Linked DNA regions of Homo sapiens: all the other regions are linked to region 2. A link is a contact called in ENCODE Hi-C or POLR2A ChIA-PET data. All regions are on one chromosome and are shown on one strand. The core of a region is the stretch at or near the end of the contact, and the rest is flanking DNA. Distances in the headings are between cores, read along the strand shown.

What was found. A loop is a pair of places that touch in the nucleus more often than their neighbours do. ChIA-PET counts read pairs that join two places held with the same protein, here RNA polymerase II (POLR2A). Pooled maps may share reads with other maps.
Region 1: a loop to region 2 is called in a pooled map, with 4 times the contacts of the local background. The contact joins the promoter of BBS1 here to the promoter of KDM2A in region 2. A Hi-C loop is called at or near these places in 1 of 50 pooled maps. POLR2A ChIA-PET finds 5 or more read pairs at or near these places in 2 of 52 experiments (HepG2 and OCI-LY7).
Region 3: a loop to region 2 is called in a map of CD8-positive, alpha-beta T cell, with 16 times the contacts of the local background. The contact joins the promoter of BRMS1 here to the promoter of KDM2A in region 2. A Hi-C loop is called at or near these places in 1 of 168 maps with a recorded cell type or tissue (CD8-positive, alpha-beta T cell) and 10 of 50 pooled maps. POLR2A ChIA-PET finds 5 or more read pairs at or near these places in 1 of 52 experiments (HepG2).

What each region holds. Positions count from the first base shown.
Region 1 is chr11:66,509,303-66,512,002 of GRCh38, reverse strand. BBS1 (Bardet-Biedl syndrome 1) reads right to left here and starts at 1,368. Exons shown (of 17, transcript NM_024649.5): 1 at 1,297-1,368; 2 at 914-990; 3 at 764-798. The coding sequence starts at 1,343. It overlaps DPP3 (dipeptidyl peptidase 3), which reads right to left. Exons shown (of 18, transcript NM_130443.4): 18 at 2,346-2,700. RefSeq lists an enhancer at 1,457-1,506.
Region 2 is chr11:67,117,466-67,120,539 of GRCh38, reverse strand. KDM2A (lysine demethylase 2A) reads right to left here and starts at 1,277. Exons shown (of 21, transcript NM_012308.3): 1 at 491-1,277. It overlaps LOC107984341 (a long non-coding RNA gene), which reads left to right and starts at 2,192. Exons shown (of 2, transcript NR_160735.1): 1 at 2,192-3,074. RefSeq lists silencers at 136-225, 751-890, 1,071-1,140, 1,281-1,720, 1,901-2,180 and 2 more and an enhancer at 1,791-1,840.
Region 3 is chr11:66,343,749-66,346,716 of GRCh38, reverse strand. It overlaps BRMS1 (BRMS1 transcriptional repressor and anoikis regulator), which reads left to right and starts at 1,613. Exons shown (of 10, transcript NM_015399.4): 1 at 1,613-1,745. It overlaps B4GAT1 (beta-1,4-glucuronyltransferase 1), which reads left to right. Exons shown (of 2, transcript NM_006876.3): 1 at 1-227; 2 at 477-1,343. The coding sequence ends at 668. RefSeq lists enhancers at 1,438-1,867, 1,323-1,873.

The DNA of each region.
Region 1 (2,700 bases), core at 119-2,618, 610 kb after region 2:
TTTTTTTGAAACTGTCTCACTCTGTCATCCAGGCTGGAGTGTAGTGGCATGGTCTCAGCTCACTCAACCTCCGCCTCCTGGGTTTGACCAATTCTCCTGCCTCAGCCTCCCAAGTAGCTGGGATTACAGGTGCCCATCACCATGCCCGGCTAATTTTTGTATTTTTAGTAGAGATGGTGTTTCACCATGTTGGACAGGCTGGTCTCGAATGCCTAAGCTCAAGCGATCCACCCACCTCAGCCTCCCAAAGTGCTGGGATTGCTGGCCTTAAAATTAAATTTAAAATGTAACATTTTTACTATGGAAAATTTTCATTCACATACAAAAGTAGAGAGACTCATATAATGAGTCCCCATATATCCCATTATCCAGCTTCAAAAATTGACAGCTCATGGCCCATCTTAAAATCTTTTGATAAACATCAAACGTTCACTTCCCTCCTTTTTACTTTCCCTCCAGATTCTAGTGCCCACCCCCAACCAAGGGATTTGCCCTTCCAACAAAGAAATCAGGTTAACTAAGAGGCTTTGTCTTAGTAGAATCCCCAGAAATATTTGATCTGCTTTACTTTCTGCAGTCTGTATTATGAAATCAATAAGTTCTCTTCACTTTCCATATAAAAACAAAATTTAACGCTAAATGTGCTTTTTCACAGTATATGTGAATTCCAGAGTATGCTGGGCCTATTTTCAGCCGTCAGGAAATCTCATTTCTGGGTACACCCCCCTACCCTCAACTCTCCTGGCTAGGGTGATATGCTTACCTTGTATTCCCCATCCCCATGTAAATCTGCCAGCGCTGGAAAACAAAAGGGCCAAAACCAGAGTCTCAGAATCCCAGAGGCTTCACTACAGGACCATTGTCTGACTCCCCATCCCACTAGAACCCAGGGTTCCTGGTTCCAGAGACTCACCTAGGCAGGCAGAAAAGGTGTGGATATTGGCCATTGGGTCGTAGTGCGCATCCAACCACTTCGAATTGGCCTCATTGCTGGAAGTGGGGGAAAGACAGTTGGGGAGTGAGTCCCATGGGAGGGGAAAAAAAAACTTTGAGGAAGCTGGTACAGGTCACTCTGAACATAAGGTACAGAACGTCTGGGTACAAGTCCAGGCTCCGCCACTGGCTCACCGAGCGACCTCCAGACACACATATGCACATCTTAGGCCTCGGTTTCCCTATCTGACCTCTTAAGAGTCCTTCCAGACTGCCCGAGAACAGCAGGAGCCCAGAGCCCGGGGACCAAGGGACCCTCTTTACACGGGTGGGAAAAGAGGCCTTGAGGAGCCCTGCCTTCACCTCTCAGCTCCGCAGGCGTCGGAATCCGATGAGGACGCAGCGGCCATCTTCGCAGGCGTCGTCCTGGCAACCGGCCCCGCCCTCGCGTAACGCCCAATAGTGCCCGAGCACAGGGAAGGGCGAGTACAAAGGTTCCGGGCGCCAAGCTTTCCCACCCAGGCTCAGGAGGACGCGCTGGCCACCTTCCTGGGTTGAGGAATCTGTCTCAGATTCCTCAAAGATATTTATCTTTGCTCCTTCCCAGTCAGAGCCACCTTTCCAGGCGTCTGGGTCCTACAATCTCTGGGTCAGCCACAGAGCCCTCTGGCTTCCAGGGTTGGAAAGAAGCCCCTTCTAGCATTTATGAGCAGCAAAAAGAACTCCTCCTGTCTCCATCTTCATGGTTACCCGGTTGAAAAGGACCATGTCCTGCCTTGCTGCGTTACTGTAGAGGTCCAGGCCCAGAGAAACAAAACACGAGGGTTATGGGACAAATGCAGAGGATTCTGACTGAAGTTGAGTTTGTAGGTTCCCAGAACTTTTTTTTTTTTTTTTTTTTTTTGAGACGTAGTCTCGCTCTGTCGCTTGCGCTGGAGCGCAGTAGCGCGATTTCGGCTCACCGCAACCTCCGCCTCCCGGGTTCCAGGGATTCTCCTGCCTCAGCCTCCCGAGTAGCTGGGATTACAGGCGCATGCCACCATGCCCAGCTACTTTATTTTTTAGTAGAGACGAGGTTTCACCATATTGGCCAAGCCGGTCTCGAACTCCTGACCTCGTGATCCCCTCGCCTCGGCCTCCCAAAGTGCTGGGATTACAGGCATGAGCCACCGTGCCCGGCCCCAGAACATTTAAAAATGCAAGGAATGCCACAAAGGAGAGCTGCAAAAATTGTGCTATGTTCAGCTCTGTGACTGCGTATCCTCATCTAGAGATAATGTCAACATCCTGTTGTGGAAGGGAGGCTAAAAATGGCCCTCCTTGCCCCCTCCCCAGGCCTTGAGCCCATCACTCTGCTGGGAGTAAATGAGAAGACAGGCAAAGGCAAGGAGGAGCCACACACGCCGCAAAGATGGTGGTTGTCTCTAATATTTATTTGTCTGGTTATAAAATTAATATGTGAGGAGCATTGGATTTGGTGAGAACGTTTTGAACCCTAGCTGTCACGTGCCACCTGCGGGATCTAGACCAGTGACTTCTCAGAACTGCCATTTCCTCATCTGGTAGACAGGATGGTAAGCCCTGTCTTGCTCACTCCACGTATGGCAGTGCAGATGAAATGAGATCACAGAGGGGAAGCAATTGGCAGGCTGGAAAGTGCTGACAAATGGAAGGGGTTGTGTCACCACCCTCAGCTGAGGTAGTACCAAGGTCCAAGCTCCTGCCCCTCCCCCTCCCCAGCCCCTAAATACACACACGAATGGAGGG
Region 2 (3,074 bases), core at 28-2,527:
ATACAAGGAAAATACATCTTGTCCAAAAATTAAATAAAAGACCGGCCGGCGCGACGGTCAATCCGTAATACCAAGAAAGGGTTTTCTTTTTTCTAAATATTCTCGTGGATAATGGCTTCCATTGAGAACACAGGTTCCCCCCGTTTTTGTCACTACATTACAGCCACGTTAACAGCATCCTTTCAAAACTGCTACGAGACCAGAGGACCCGATGACACAGTTTGCAGAGCAGTTAGAGGCAGAGCCCTCCCGGAGGAAGCCCTGGCCCGAAGTCGGGAGGGAAACCGTGCTTGCACCCCCTGGGCGACGACCGCCTGGGCATGGAGCAGCCAGGGCCGGAGAGGAAAAAGGGCGAATCTCGCTGGGCTCCCCCAGGAAAAGGCGTTTCAATGGTTCACCCATCGGAAAAAGAGATAGAAACTTTGCATTCAGTCTTTGGATAACACAGTCAACCAAACTTCCAAATGAGGGGGGGGAGGGGGAAACTCACCGGAGATTCTGCTCTTGAGTTCTTGTCCAAGTGAGAAGTAAAAGATTCCAAAGCTGAGAGGAATAATTAAATCCCAAACGTCGTCTTCGGTTTTTCCGTGGATCAACCCAGTATCCAGAGAGGGTCAGAGCGACCAGGAAAAGGGAGCAAACAGTTGCTGAATCAAACCTTCTCTTCTGGCTTTGGAGACCGGGAGTCGGAGGCGTCAGGAGAGAGGAGCGCGACCCCTCGGCGCCGAGCCCGGGGCGCCCCCGCCTCCCCCAGGCCAGCGGTCAGCAGCCCGGGCCCGAGCCCCGGGCCGGCCCCGGCCGCAGGGAGCGCCCTCCTCGCCGTGCCCTCGGCCAGCAGGGGCTGGTCGCCTGCGGGAGCAGCGGCCGATCAGCTGAGACCGGCCGGCCCGAGGCTCCCCGCGCCGCCCCGGCCCCCCGGAACGCGGGCCCCGGCCCCGGGGGGCGGACAGGGCGGGAGCGGCGCGGCGCGCCGGGATGGGGGCCCTGGCTCCCCTCGCGTCTCCCCCTCAGGTCTGGCTCCGCGCTGCGGGACGAGCCCCCCGGCTACTCCCCAGTCGCAGAAGAGGGATTCCGGGGGATGGGCCCCCTGGCGTTGCCCCTCCTCCCGGAGCGTCCCCTGCCCAGGAAAGACAGAGCGGCCACGGGCCCAGCCGCTGGGAAGGTGCTCCGAGAGCCGCCGCCGCCGCCGCCGCTGCCGGGGAGGGGTGTTGTTTCCCTCACACAGGAGGAGCCGCTGAAGCAGCCGCCGCCATTTTGAACCCGTCAGACTCTCACATACACACAGCTCCTCCGAGGCGCACTGCGCAGGCGCCACCTCCCCACCCCTCCTCCAGCTCGCCTCTCCACCCCCCCACCCCCTTCAGGCCTCCCTGCGCTTCTTACCGCTCTCCCGGGCGCGCGTGAACGCGCACGCGTCACTCCCCTCTAACGCGGACACACCGCCGGCGCGCGCACGCGCGGATGCGTCGGCCTCGAATCGCCCGCGCCCCGCGACGCCGACGCGGCTCCCTGCGCCCCCTCGCGTCAGGCCGCCCGCCCTCCCTCCCTCCCGCCAGCCCGCCGCCCCCGCTCCCCGTCGGCGTTCTTCCAGGGCTCGGGCCTGGCTGGCTGCTCGCGCCTGCGCGCAGGGCACCGATCCTCCTCCGCGCGCCCTCCCCCCACACACCCTCACACACACTTCGCCTCTGCGACCCCGCCCCTCGCGGCCAGCTGTGCTGGCCGCCCTCCCCCACCCCCCTGGGAGGGTGGTGACCCCCGACCCCCCACAAAGCACATCACCCCCCCCAAGCAGTGGGAGATCTGCGTCCCCTTCCCCTTCAACCGCCTTTGGCCCCAGGCTGCCCGTCACAGTCACACAACCTGAGGGCCGGGAGGCCTGGGCCAGGGCAACCGATACCCGCCTCAAAGCAGGGTCTCCCGGGGTCAAGCCGCCGGGCTGGGCCCGCGGGACCTGGGCTCCCGGCTCAGGCCTGCCCAGGGCGAGAGGGCGCAGGGAAGGGGCGCATGGCCGCCGGCTGCCCTCCCTTCGCGTGCCGGCCGGTGGGCCGAGGCCGGCTTGCCCGCCATTCCCGGGCAGGCCCCGGCGCCGCCGCCACGGGGCCCGTCTGCCCTGGGCCCGGGGGCTCCTCGGTGCAGCGGCCTGGCCCCGCCTCACCCACTGCTCGTCGCTCCGAAGGGGCAGGAAACAGGAGTAGCATGTCTGTCCTGGGCTCGGCTCCCCGGGGGTGCTGCAGGCGCTTAACAAGGGCGTCCACAGGTACCAGGCGCAGAAGCGGTCTCCGCGACGGCCCGGGGGCGGTGGCGGCCGGCGCGCCCACCGCCGGCCGGAGGCGCCCGGCGAGGTGGCCCAGGAAGCCCCCGCTCCTCGGCCACGCTCAGCTTTCCGCCGCGCCGGTGCCCCCGGCGGCCCGGGTGGGACGTGACCCCGCCCCCGGCGAGTCGGGGCGCCCCCCACGGAGGGGTGCGCGGGCCGCCCCCGGCCCCCGGCCCGACCCTGCCGCCCTGGGCCGTGGCGGGCGCGGGAGGCCCGGCCGGGAAGATGTCTCCTGTTGGTGCGCGCAGCTTCGCGCGGGGGTCAGCGACGGGGCAGCAGCCGCCCGAGCTGCGCCGGCCCTGCCCACGGACCGACTCCCGCGGCCCGACAGCTGCCCGACGGGCCAGCAGGCTCCGAACGTCGACGGAGCCCGGCCGGAGGTACCCGAGCAGTGCCATGCGAGCAGCCCAGCCGCGATCCGGGCATTTCCCCAGCCAATCTCTTGCTCTGGGGCCCGTTTAAATTCTAAATCCCACAAAGGACGGTGGCTGGGGCGTTACACATCGGGGTTGGCACTATTGGCTCCACTACGCCCTTGCTGAGCGGTGTCACACAAATCTTTTTCTCCCTGCCTTGGTTTCCCACTCTTTAAGCTCTGACTCCTGGAAGCAGGGAATGGAGCAGAGAGGTAGGGCATGGAGTGAATCATATAACCTGCATAAACAGCCATCAACTCTTTCAGGAGGACGTTAGCGAGACAATTAAAATAATGATACCTTCTAATTCTATCAAGGCTTGAACTCCAAGGTAAAAGCGCTAC
Region 3 (2,968 bases), core at 364-2,863, 770 kb after region 2:
AGCTCTACCAGGTTGGCGAGGTGCGGCCCTTCTATTATGGGTTGTGCACCCCCTGCCAGGCACCCACCAACTATTCCCGCTGGGTCAACCTGCCGGAAGAGAGCTTGCTGCGGCCCGCCTACGTGGTACCTTGGCAGGACCCCTGGGAGCCATTCTACGTGGCAGGAGGCAAGGTGCCCACCTTCGACGAGCGCTTTCGGCAGTACGGCTTCAACCGAATCAGCCAGGTGCTCATAAGGGAGAGGGCAGGGGTAATGGGGCAGGAGGGGTGGTGGGATCAGGGAGTTATGAGGAGTGGCCCTGGATGGAAAGGAGGCAATGAAGCAGGAGGGATCATAGTTCAGGAGGTGGGTGGATGGTGTGGAAGATCCAGGATACTTCCAGAGGGGTGAGGACGCTGGACTGTGGCTTTAGGGAAGTCAGTCTCAGGCCTGTCAATGTCATCAAACTTTGCTAACCTGTCTTTCCTCCTGCAGGCCTGCGAGCTGCATGTGGCGGGGTTTGATTTTGAGGTCCTGAACGAAGGTTTCTTGGTTCATAAGGGCTTCAAAGAAGCGTTGAAGTTCCATCCCCAAAAGGAGGCTGAAAATCAGCACAATAAGATCCTATATCGCCAGTTCAAACAGGAGTTGAAGGCCAAGTACCCCAACTCTCCCCGACGCTGCTGAGCCCTTCCCTCCCCTAATCTGAGAAGTCAGCCTCTTGGCTCCTCAGGCCACCATTTAGGCCTGACTGGGGTAAGAAATGTCGCTCCACTTTACAGAGGTAGCTGTGGTGTTGAAACACTGGACTTGGATATGGGGTGCTGGGATCGATTCCTAGCTTTACCACTAACTAGCTGTGTGGCCTTGAGTAAATCCCGTTACCTCTCTGAGCCTCGGTTACCCTGTCTGTAAAAAGGGAGGTGAGAATACCTACCTCACGGAACTGTTGGGAGGCTCAGATGAGATGCTATATGTGAAAACATTCTGTAAGCTTCGTACAAATGTGAAGTATTAATATTATCGCAGTATTATTGTTGTTATTATTATTGTTATTATTAACAATCTTGGGTGGGTAGTAGGAGAGCAAAAAGTATGAATGGGATGGAGCTAAGAAGTCTGAATACTTAATGAAATGGACTTTTTGGAAAGAAATCAGATGAAGGCATAAAATTTAGTTCTTAGCTCTTGAACAGAAGCCTAAAATTCCTGGTTCTCTCAGGGCTTCGCCTTCAAGGGTTCTGGAGGAGGGAAGGGTCTGCAGGTTCCATGGGTGACAGCCTGAGATCTGTCCCTTCAACGGGCTGGGCTGGGTATGTGCCTACCGATGACAATGTGTAAATAAATGCGTGTTCACACCCACAGCTGGCTCCGTTACTCTCCTGAGCTGGGGGTGGGGGGATCGGGGCCGGCTTCTCCCCTTGCACGCCGTGGGGAGATGGCCGCGGACGAAGGGCACCGTCTGCAAAGCACTGAACCATCAGGGCCTTCCCTGCAGGCCGAAGGCCTGCGCGAATGTCGGCCAGTTACTATGGAGACCGGCCCGCGGTATCCCAGCATGCCTCGGGACCAAACTGTCCAACTGTGAGCATCCCCGACGGTCGCCTCCTGATGACGCACACGGAAGCACCGATAGGCTCTGCCTCCCGAAGAAAAGGGAGCCGCGCAGCGCCTACGGGAGTCCGGCGGCAGCAGCCGGTACCGGCAACCACGGGCAGCTCTCAGGGAATCTCCGTCGTGAGGCCAGAGGCTCCAGTCCCCGCGGTGCGTATCGTCATGCATGGCTTTTGGTTCGCCCTCTCCGGTTAGTCGAGCAGGGCCGGCACAACCTCCTCCTCCGAGGCCGAAGCAGAGATTTAACCGGCCTGACGCGTGCTGGGCTGCGGGCGAGCCAGTGATATTCCGGCCCGCTCCGGCGCATCTAGAAGGGAGCGGGAGGCCCCCTGGGCGCTGCGGAGAAGCTGGATTGACCTCTGCGAGAGTGGGGAGGGTCTGCCTTCCCTAGGGGCCTGCCCCGGAGGAGCTGCCATTCTGAAAAGATAAATTGCCTGTGTACAGCGCTTTACAGTGTGCTTTTCCATCCCTTACCACCTGTGAGCTCCTCAACACTCAGAGCAGGAATGGTTATCCGCTTTTTGCACCCGGGGTAAGGTGGGAAGGTTGTGACTTAACTCACTCATAATCAGAACCAGGGGGAGGAAAGAAAGGCTTCTGGAAGAGATAGACTTAAGCTGCATCTTACAAAGTGAATATACTAACAGTGAAGAGGCATTGCAAATGTTGGGAACTGAGGCTTGATAACGGGAAGATGAAGCTGGTTTAGAGAACCGAGCCTTTCAAGTCAGGTGCAGGTCATTAGTGAAATTGTTGAGGAATATGACTAAACACTCACCTAGGCCAGGCTTACTATACACAACTTGAACTGGTGTCAAGGAAAGCTTGCTACCATTACAGGGACCTGGGACTACCGAAAAGTAAAAACTAATGTCTGTCTCACAAAAAATTTTTTTGTTAAATTTGTATTTGCAAATCCTCCAGTCATCAAGTGAACCAGCACTGTGCTAGGTAAATAAGTTACATGTGCAGCCCCTGCCCTAGTGAGGCTCATAGACTGATTGCGGGGACAGATATGAGAACAGGCAAATAGATATAAACAAAGCTTCCTGGAGGGAGTGGTGTCTGCACTGTTCTAAAGGACTACAAAGCAGTGTCCAGAGAAGTTGGAAGAACACAATAAAATAGAAGCCTGCAGGAGGTTGAGAGATTATCTGCTGAGAGGACTGTTTTCTTCTTCTTAGGTGATCTCTTGGCAGTACTTGGCACTATCAGTGCAATTACTCCTTGGCAGTACTTGGCTTTCTTCTAAAACTCTTTCTCCACCACTTCGGGTTTTGCCTCCTCCTTTGTAGGGGTCTCCTCATCTGCCCCTTTGGTGACCCTGGGCGTCTTCTGATCGCACACATTGTGCCTTGCTGGTTGCACCTTCT